Regions from separate parts of the Homo sapiens genome. Here region 1 is linked to region 2. A link is an interaction called in ENCODE POLR2A ChIA-PET data of the cell type or tissue named here. Cell type or tissue: MCF 10A. All regions are shown on one strand. Links, peaks and the distances in the headings refer to the core of each region. The heading gives the core; the rest is flanking DNA. Region 1 has its middle 34 kb from the start of PARTICL. Region 2 has its middle 27 kb from the start of SH2D6.

The links. Peaks named below come from ENCODE experiments on the same cell type or tissue, not always from the same donor. Only the 100,000 strongest peaks of a DNase experiment are listed, where the experiment ranks them.
Region 1: POLR2A ChIA-PET joins it to region 2 with 5 read pairs; 19 of 35 experiments call an interaction of 5 or more read pairs at or near these places.

Annotation. Positions count from the first base shown.
Region 1 is chr2:85,502,355-85,506,743 of GRCh38, reverse strand. No RefSeq gene overlaps it. Among named protein-coding and RNA genes, the nearest start is that of PARTICL, 34 kb to the left of the region's middle. In MCF 10A, for the core only: no CTCF peak of the experiment used is centred there; DNase peaks (open chromatin) are centred at 1,683, 2,383 and 2,803.
Region 2 is chr2:85,443,387-85,447,775 of GRCh38, reverse strand. No RefSeq gene overlaps it. Among named protein-coding and RNA genes, the nearest start is that of SH2D6, 27 kb to the right of the region's middle. RefSeq lists enhancers at 334-984, 985-1,634. In MCF 10A, for the core only: no CTCF peak of the experiment used is centred there; a DNase peak (open chromatin) is centred at 1,705.

The DNA.
Region 1 (4,389 bases), core at 157-4,156, 59 kb before region 2:
TATTTTTAAAAATCATTTTATCCCTGGTGGTCTACTGGTTAGGATAAAAAAAAAAGGCTTTTCAAATGCATAAACAGTGCAGTAACAATATTCACAGATTATTTAAACAAATCACTCATAATCTAACAGCCCTCACACTACTCTTTATTTTTACCAATTGCCTTCCAGTTTTACCCATATGAACACGTAATTGACACTGTGATTATCAAGCTGTACATACAATCTTGTATTTTACGTTTTCCTTTTAACATCTGTAAACAAATACACATTTTCCCAAATGTATTCTTTGTAAATATCACGAATTAGTAAATCCAGGTAAACTCATCACTGATGGATTGCCCAGTGAGTAGGCACCAGGCTAAAGCATGTAGGATATGGAAAGGTAAGCGTCATCTCTGCCCTCAGTAAGTTTACAGTCTTATGGAGAGATCAGACATACATACATGAAACAATCCGGGACAACAAATAATTAGGTGGAGAACTGTGATGCACTCAAGTCAGGCAGGCCTGCGAGGTGGTGGTGCGTTCCCTTATCAAGGGTTTGGGGACTGAGAGAAGGCTACCTCCCTGTGAAGATGGAGGAATTGATTCAGCTCAGATGGGCAAAACCGGAAGAAGGTATGAAGGTGCTGAATAAGGGGAACACACAATTGGCAGTGGTCACTGAGGCAGCCGGCCCAACAGGCACAGAAGGCTCATGTGCCCTCCTCATTAGCCAGATGAACTGAATCAGGCCCAGAAGGGAATGGGACTGGCCCCAACCACATGGCTGCCTGGTGTCAGCCGTGGTGAGAACTCTATCGGCTCACAGTGGGACCATAGACAGGAAGAGGTGGGAATGGGGGAGAGATTTGGAGTTTCCTGAAAGCTGGACTGAAGTGCAGAGTTGACGTCCCTGGGATGCAGGAGGGGCATATGGTGAAATCAGTGCTACAGTCCCATTGGTCTACTAGGAGTGTGCATGGGTCGCTGTTGTTTTGGTTTTGAGATGAAAGGGTTCTATCCAATTAGATTGACCACAGAGTGAGGGGACTTAAGAGGCTGGAGAGCAGGAGGTGGAAGGGAAAGCAGGCGCTTCAGGCCTCACGAGGAAACACAGGTGAGGAGCTTCCCCTCTTCATTGCTCTGTCCTTGCCTAGAACAGTGCCTGGTGCAGGGGAGGTCCTGGTATTTGTGGAATGAGAGCTGAATCTAGTTTTGCAAAATTTCTGTACAAAGTTTGGCACATCTCTGTATTCCTGCTCCAGGTCTCCGTGTCACCACTGTAAGATGAAGTTATTAGTTATTTTTTCTTTTTCTTTCTTTTTCTTCTTTTTTTTGAGTCAGAATCTTGCTCTGTTGCCCAGGCTGGAATGCAGCAGAGTGATCAGGGCTCACTGCAGCCTCAACCTCCTGGGCATAAGTGATCTTCCCACCTCAGCCTCCCAAGTAACTGGAAATAGAGACGTGTGCCATCACGCCTGGCTGAGTTATTTTTCGAGTGTCACTGAGGGACAGGTCAGACCAGGAGACTGCATGAGTCTCAGGAGCTAATAGTCCTGAGCTTTGCTGAGGTCTGTAAGGATTGGCACGTGGAGCCAATGACATGAGATCCCAATTAGTCATCCTGGCAGCTGCTTCCTGCCTCCCTTCCCCTGTTGCCTGCTGCTTGGACCTCTTTGGCGTGGTAAGTGGATACTGCCTGGACTCATCAATTATTACTGCTGGAGGGCAGCTTACGCAGCAGCTCCTGTGCCCTCCTCATTACCCAGATGAATTGAGTCAGGCCCAGAAGGGAGTGGAACTGGGCCAAATGACATGACTGCCTGGAGTTAGCCATGGCAAGAACCTCATCAGCTCACAGTCCAGCCCCACTCATTCATGCATATAACAGATATCACTGAGCACATGCTATGTGTCAGGCACTGTTGCAGTGCTGGTGATGCAGCAGCAGGCAAACAGATGAAAACACTGAGGTGGGGAGACCAAACATTAACGAGATAAGATAGACGGTGAGAGGCACCAAGGAAAAAGCAGATGGTGGGGGGTGGGGAGGGGTGGGGGCTTGCAATTGTAGAGACAGCAGCTAAGGAAGGCCTCAATGAGTAAGTAACATTAGGGCTGGGCACCGTGGCATATGCCTGTAATCCCAGCTTTTGGTAGGCTAAGGCTGGAGGATCACTTGAGGTCAGGAATTCAAAGCCACAGTGAGCCATGATCACACCACTGCAGCCTCGCTTGGGTGACAAAGCAAGACCACGATTCAAAAAAATAAAAATAAAAAATAAAAAGAAAAAAGACATTAGAACAAAAAGCTAAGCAGGAATCCGGAAGGGAGCACCAGGTTATCTGGATGGCATGTGATGCAAAGGCCCTGGGGCAGGAGTGGGCCTGGCATGTTCCAGGAAAAATGAGGAGTGACGTGAGGAGAGAACAGGAGGAAATGAGCCAGAGGGACCTCGGGGCAGCTGGTGCGGGGTCCTCGATTTCATAGCAAGGCCTTTGGCATTTATCCTTTCCAGTTGCTAATTCATGACTCTGCCTTCTCCTGCTTACTCGCAAGGGCACTGTGACCTCTGTGGGCAGAGAGGAGAATGGAACAGCCAACAGGACTCCCAAGAGCACACAGCGGCAGTGTGGGCAGCTCCCTGGACACCTGTGCTGGGCCTGCCCCGCACCCTTGCCCCAGAAGTCCCGCAGACCCAGAGGACATAGTGGCCTCTCATCTCAGGATTATGAGAAAGAGCACGATGCAAAGCCACAACAAACCAGTTGAGTGCTTAGCATCTGCAAAATATCAGAAGGGAGCAAGTTTAACAGCTGAGGCCAATGAAGAGCGCTGAGTCAGAGGCCAGTAGCGCCCATGCCTTGGCTGAGTGAAGGGTAGAACCAGATATATTTACGTAGAAGTGGCTGGCAAAAAGTGAAGCCCCGATGGTGATCTGTGTTATTAGCTTGGGCTTCTAATTTCTAATGTCTCGTACTTCCTGCCAGTGCTCCGTACCCACGTGTGTGAAAACCTCTGTGCAGAACGGCTTGCCAGGGACCAGTGTGGATGCCAGGCCCTGGGTGGCCAGCTGAGGCAATTGGTTGACTAGCACAGTAGTTTCAGAGCAAGCTCCTGCCTACCAGAGTTCTCACGCGCCCCTCTAGAAGAAGGTGTTCCACGCCCTGAGGCAGAATCTGTGGCGTTAAAAGGCGCCCCTGGTTCAGACACTGCTCAGGGGCAGCAGAGAACAGGGCAGGACACGCGATTCACCACTACTAGGGCGGGGTCGGTGAAGACTCACCTTCAGAGAAGCCTCAGCTCAGGTGGCCAGATCCATTTCTCTGGGCATCTCAGCCTCTCCCTGTGACCAGGCCCCTCTGCTCCGTGGGTGCTACGAAGGGCGTGGACAGAGCCAGAAGCAAGGGCCAAAGTCTTCTCTGAGTTGTCAAGATGGACTTGGACTCTGGCTCTGGCTCTGGCTGTGGTCCTCATCTGTGTGCTCCCTGTTAGTCCCCCAAGGGGGTGCAGTGTAGCAGTCAATGTCAACTCAATTCCACAATCATTTATTATATTTCAGCTGCCAGGTAGTTTATCTGTAGCAGGAAATTGATAAGGCATGAACCCTTCCTTCAGAGATATTGAATCTATTATGTGTGTGTTTAGGGGTGGGTGTATTAGTGTGAGTGTGAGTGTGTGTGTGTGCATTAACTCACACATGCTGTGGAGGCAGCCTGGGATATTAGCAGGAAGAGTCCTGAGCTAGAGTGAGAAGGCCTTGTCCCAAGTCCTGACTACTTAGCCTACTCCCTGTGGGCCTTTGGGTCAGACACGTGTCCTCTCAAAGTGTTGGCTTCTGCTACTGCTCAATGGGGATAGTGAAGCTTCCCTGGCTGCATCAGGGGGTTTGTTGGGAGGATCAGTTGGGGCAATAAGTGGTAAAGTATTTAATGCGCACAGGAAGTTGTATGCTCATGAACGTTGGCAGCATGTATGTGAGTGCAAAAACAGATAATTATCAGCATGAGCCAAAAAAAAAAAAAAAAAAATCAGGCTAAAATCAAAGAAGGGACACCAATGGGATCAAGAAGAGAAGGTCCAGAAAAGAATGCAGATGTTACTCCAAATGCATCTCTGTGTGTTCATATTGGCTGATGTAGGGGTGTGCACTGCCTGGACTACTGAAGTCCCAGCCCTCCAGAGTCCTCCTAGATCTCTGGTAATGCAAGAAGAATGTCCCTCCCTACTCTGGGGAGGCTGCTTCCTCCCCAGGTCAAAGCCATTGTTATTATCGGCTACAGATATTAGTGAGCACACTGGGCTACAAGGGGGACTAACATTTATGAAGTACCCAGTACTATGTGCACAACACGGTGCAAACCTTTCTTTTTGGGCAGCCAGGATGGAGTGCAGTGGTGCAATCA
Region 2 (4,389 bases), core at 143-4,142:
TCCTCTCAGTGAAAGGACAGGAGAGTAGAAGGAGGACTTGGAGTGCTCAGCAGGCTGGGCCTCCTCATCGCTCTTTCCAGCGAGCCCTTGCCTACACTGCAGGCCTCCCTGCCAGGCCTAAGTCTGGGAGAGGTGGGTGCAGTTGGCACAGCCTGTGCCTGCCCTCCAGCGCAGGACACCATGTTCTTGCCTGCCCATGAGTCCAGCTGCCTGAGCTCACCAGCAGCAGTAGTTGCATATGCTGCAAGAGCCGCTGGGAGGGTTGGCCGGGAGTCATGAAGGTGGGTGCGTGGTCCCCCAGAGACGGTCAGACTGGGTTGAGGACAAAGGGCAGGCCCCAGATACAATGGGCAGACTGGAAAGGCCTTGTTCAATCCTGGCATCAGCGAGGAGTCCAGTGATGGCCACGGCCACTGGTCCTTGGCCAGAACTGGAGGAGCCGGTCCTGTAGCCAGCCTCAATCCCCAGGCAACAGACCCAATCCTACCGATGCCAGCCTGAGCTCAGCAGGACAGTTGAGTATTGTCTAAGCAAACAGCTATGGTAAAGGGAGGCACAGCTCCAGTGCTCCAGGTACCCTCCCTGCTCCTCAGCCTGTCTCCAGTCCCTCCCAGACAGCTGTGGCTCTGGCATGCAACTACCCTAAATCCACAAGTCCTGGTCTCCCAGCCTCCTACATCTACCACTGCCCATGGGAAACACTGTTCTCTGCTCCCTGTCCCAGCTGGTGTCCTGTGACAGTCGAGCATGTGGCAGGAAGCCTGCCTCCTGCTCAGTGCGTGTGTATGGGGCAGGACTAAAGTAGCAGGAGGATATGGGAAGACCCTGTGGTGTGACTCCTGGTGCTGCCACTTCAGCTCCCTGGGCCTCAGTTTCTCCACCTAGGGCCTCCCTACGTTGCAGCATCGTCACTAGGATCCCTCAAAACACTAATCGCAAGAGCACTTTGTAAGATGAGGCATGCATTTGATATGCGTCGAGTTATTATTTGTCACATTCTCATTACAGAGCTCTTAGTAAGTAGATGCTGAATGAATCCTGGTCCTGAGCTGATGACACCTGAGGGCTGTTGAAGAGTGACAGGCCCCAGCCTTCCTACATTGGGCCTGCATGTCCAGTAAAAGGGGAGAGCCAGAGGAGGAAAGTCCATCTTCTCACGGGATAAGAAGGTCTGGAGACTTCCCAGGGGCTGTCTGACCTCTCCCGGAAGAGGAAGTGGGCTGGTGTGGACAGACCCTGAGGGGCAGAGCCCGCAGGGAGCCCTGCCCCTCTATTCCACTGCAGAGGTCCCTGGAGGCGGGGCTGTGGTCCCCGCACTGCTCTTAGGCTGCCCATGCAGAGGTGCGGGGTTGACTCAGAGATGCTCAGAAATGACCTGGAAATGGAGGGTCTGAGGAGCTCCAGGCTGCCCCGTTCCTCCTTGCCACCCTCTCCCTGATAGCAACAGGCAAGGCCAGGAGGCTTCTGGGAACCTGCTGCCTAATTCCCACCCCATCCCCCAAGCAAGGCCTGCTTCCAGATCCTTAGGTGGCCCTCCTACGCTTTCAGAAGGAATAGAGCTGGACCCTAGGAGGCTGAGGCAGAGGGGGCATGAACAGATGCATTTTCAAGGGCATACCAGGTGCAAGAGGCTCTGGGTGCTGGGGACAGGCTGAGCTCACCCACCCCTGGCCTTGCATCAGCTGCAGGGCTGGCTGCCAGGCCCTGGGAATTAGGCAGCAGGCTCCCAGGAGCCTCCCAGCCTTGTCTGTTGTTATCAGGAAGAGGGTGGCAAGGAGGAGCAGGCCAGCCTGGAGCTCCTCAGCCCCTCCATTTCCAGGTCACCCAGCTGTCCCAGCTCCCAGCTTCCCAGGCAGTGAACATTCTGTGCAATCAAGGGCAGGCACAGCCTAGGGCCTGGGAGATCACCCAGCCTGCCCAAGGCCTCTTTGCTGGAAGCCTTCCTAAGTTTGTGGACATCTCCCAGGCTGATCTGGGAACTGTGGGGCTGGTTTCTCTCTGGCCATGACATCACTGCTTTAAAAACAATCTTCCAGCTGGGTGCAGTGCCTCATGCCTGTAATCCCAACACTTTGGGAGGCCAAGGCAAGAGGATTGCTTGAGGCCAAGAAGTTCGAGACCCACCTGAACAACATAGTGAGATTCTGTCTCTACAAAATATTTAAAAAACAACCAGACATGGTGGTGTGCCCTATAGTCTCAGCTACTCAAGAAGCTGAGGCAGGAGGATTGCTTGAGCCAGGAGTTCAAGGCTGTAGTGAGTCATGATTGCAGTACTGCACTCTGGTCTGGGCAAGAGAAACCTCGTCTCTAAAAAATTAAATATAAAAATGAGCCCCCAGCAACAGCTGCAGGTGCCGCAGATGCAAGCTGACAGTGTATGAGAGAGGCTTCCAAAGTGGCCATGGATTATTGCCATTGCATCTCAGGGCTGAAGGTGACAGGAGGTTCGCAGGTGAGACACCTGGCTCAGTTGTTCTCCCTGGGACCCAGCCCCAGTGTTTGGAATTGCCTGGTACCTTCTTTATCTCCGGATCCTCTTGGGGTGCAAAAGTGGATGTACCCTGGGAAGAAAAGTGTGTTCTGAGCATGAGGGCTGCTATCTGGGATGTCCTGAGAGCAGAGCTGAGGTCTACAGGCAAAGGAAGGGAGACCGGAGAAGGGACTGGAGCAGAAAGCAGGCGGGGGAGCAGGAACACGGGCTCATGGGAGCCTGGGGCCCTTGTCCTGGTCAGTCCTAACTTAGTGCTCTGGCCTCGGTTTCCCAATCTCTCTTCCTTGATTCCTTCCCACAGGCAGGACTTTCCCTTAGCTGAGGAGCTGCTAGAGGAAAAATGGAGTTACCCTCTCCCCTCCATTCACAGACTGCTCTCCCCTCCGTGGGCCTTAATTTCCTCATCTATAATGTGAGGAGACAGGACAAGGCAGTCTCAGAGCCCAGCAGCTCAGATGTCCTAGGAATCTATGCTATTATGACTCAGCCAGAACCTCCCTCTCTTTCAATGCTCTTTCCCCACCCAGCCCCTACCCTGGTGCCTGTTGTGCTTTTGCTCCTCATCTCCCACCTTCTGTCCCTCCAACTTCCCGGCTGCATGGAAGCTGGGCAAATCCACATTAGAATGTCTGAAACCCATGTTTGACTTTTATCCACTGTATCTCCTGGGAATCCAGAGTGCATGGTGGAGGGGCACTTCTCCCCAGAGGACACTTAGGAGGGCACACCTGGTGGAGCTAAGTAGAAGGGCTGGTGGGGGGCATCGGGGAGAGGGTGCTGGGGTGAGTAGGGTGGGAGTTGGGAGGCAGCCCAGGCTGTGAGAGAGGCATAGTCCCAGGCAGTAGGAATACTGGAGTTGGAAAGGCCCTTAGGGATCCTTGAGGCCAACCACCCTGCCCGTCTCACCCCATTTTAAAGATGAGTAAACTGAGGCCCAGCAAAATCAAGTGACTTGAAAGAATATATATACACACATATATATGCGTATATATGTGTGTGTGTGTGTGTGTGTGTATATATATATATATATATTTTTGAGATGGAGTTTCACTCTTGTTGCCCAGGCTGGAGTGCAGTGGCATGATCTCAGCTCACTGCAACCTCTGCCTCCCAGGTTCAAGCGATTCTCATGCCTCAGCCTCCCAAGTAGCTAGGATTACAGGTGCCCACCACCATGCCCAGCTAATTTTTTGTATTTTTAGTAGAGATGGGGTTTCATCATGTTGGCCAGGCTGGTCTCAAACTCCTGACCTCAGGTGACCCACCCACCTCGGCCTTCCAAAGTGTTGAGAATACCAACCACCACCACCTCGCCCAGCCAAGAAAATATAGTTTAACATCAAGAAAGGAGGAAGAACTTGACTTCCATTTAAAAGATGGCCCTTAAATGGAATAGTTTTGCACAGAAAAAGCTCATGCTGGTTGCAGTGAGCTGAGATCGCACCACTGCACTCCAGCCTAGGTGACACAGTAAGACTCTGTTTCCAAAAAAAAAAAAAAAAAAAAAAAGCTCATGCCACAGGTTGTGTTTTTCTCTCTCTCTTTTTTTTTTTTTTGTCACCAGTGATGACATGGTGATCATCATCATGGTTCATGGGTGTTCTGAGGACCAGATTTGGAAACTACTGTCCTGACGTCCTTCTGCTGCTGCCACCTCTCTTTCTCTTCAACCAGCTTTGCAAAGTAAAGAAAGGGAACACTCAGGAGAATTTAGATCAAAAGTACTTTTATTTATTTACAGAGACAGGGTCTCACTATGTTGCCCAGGCAGATCCTGAACTCCTGAGCTTGAGTGATCTGCCCACCTCAGCCTCTCAAAGTGCTGGGATTACAGGCACGAGCCACTGTGCCCAGCCCAAAAACACTTTGAAAACAACTTCAGTATCCCCCAAAAT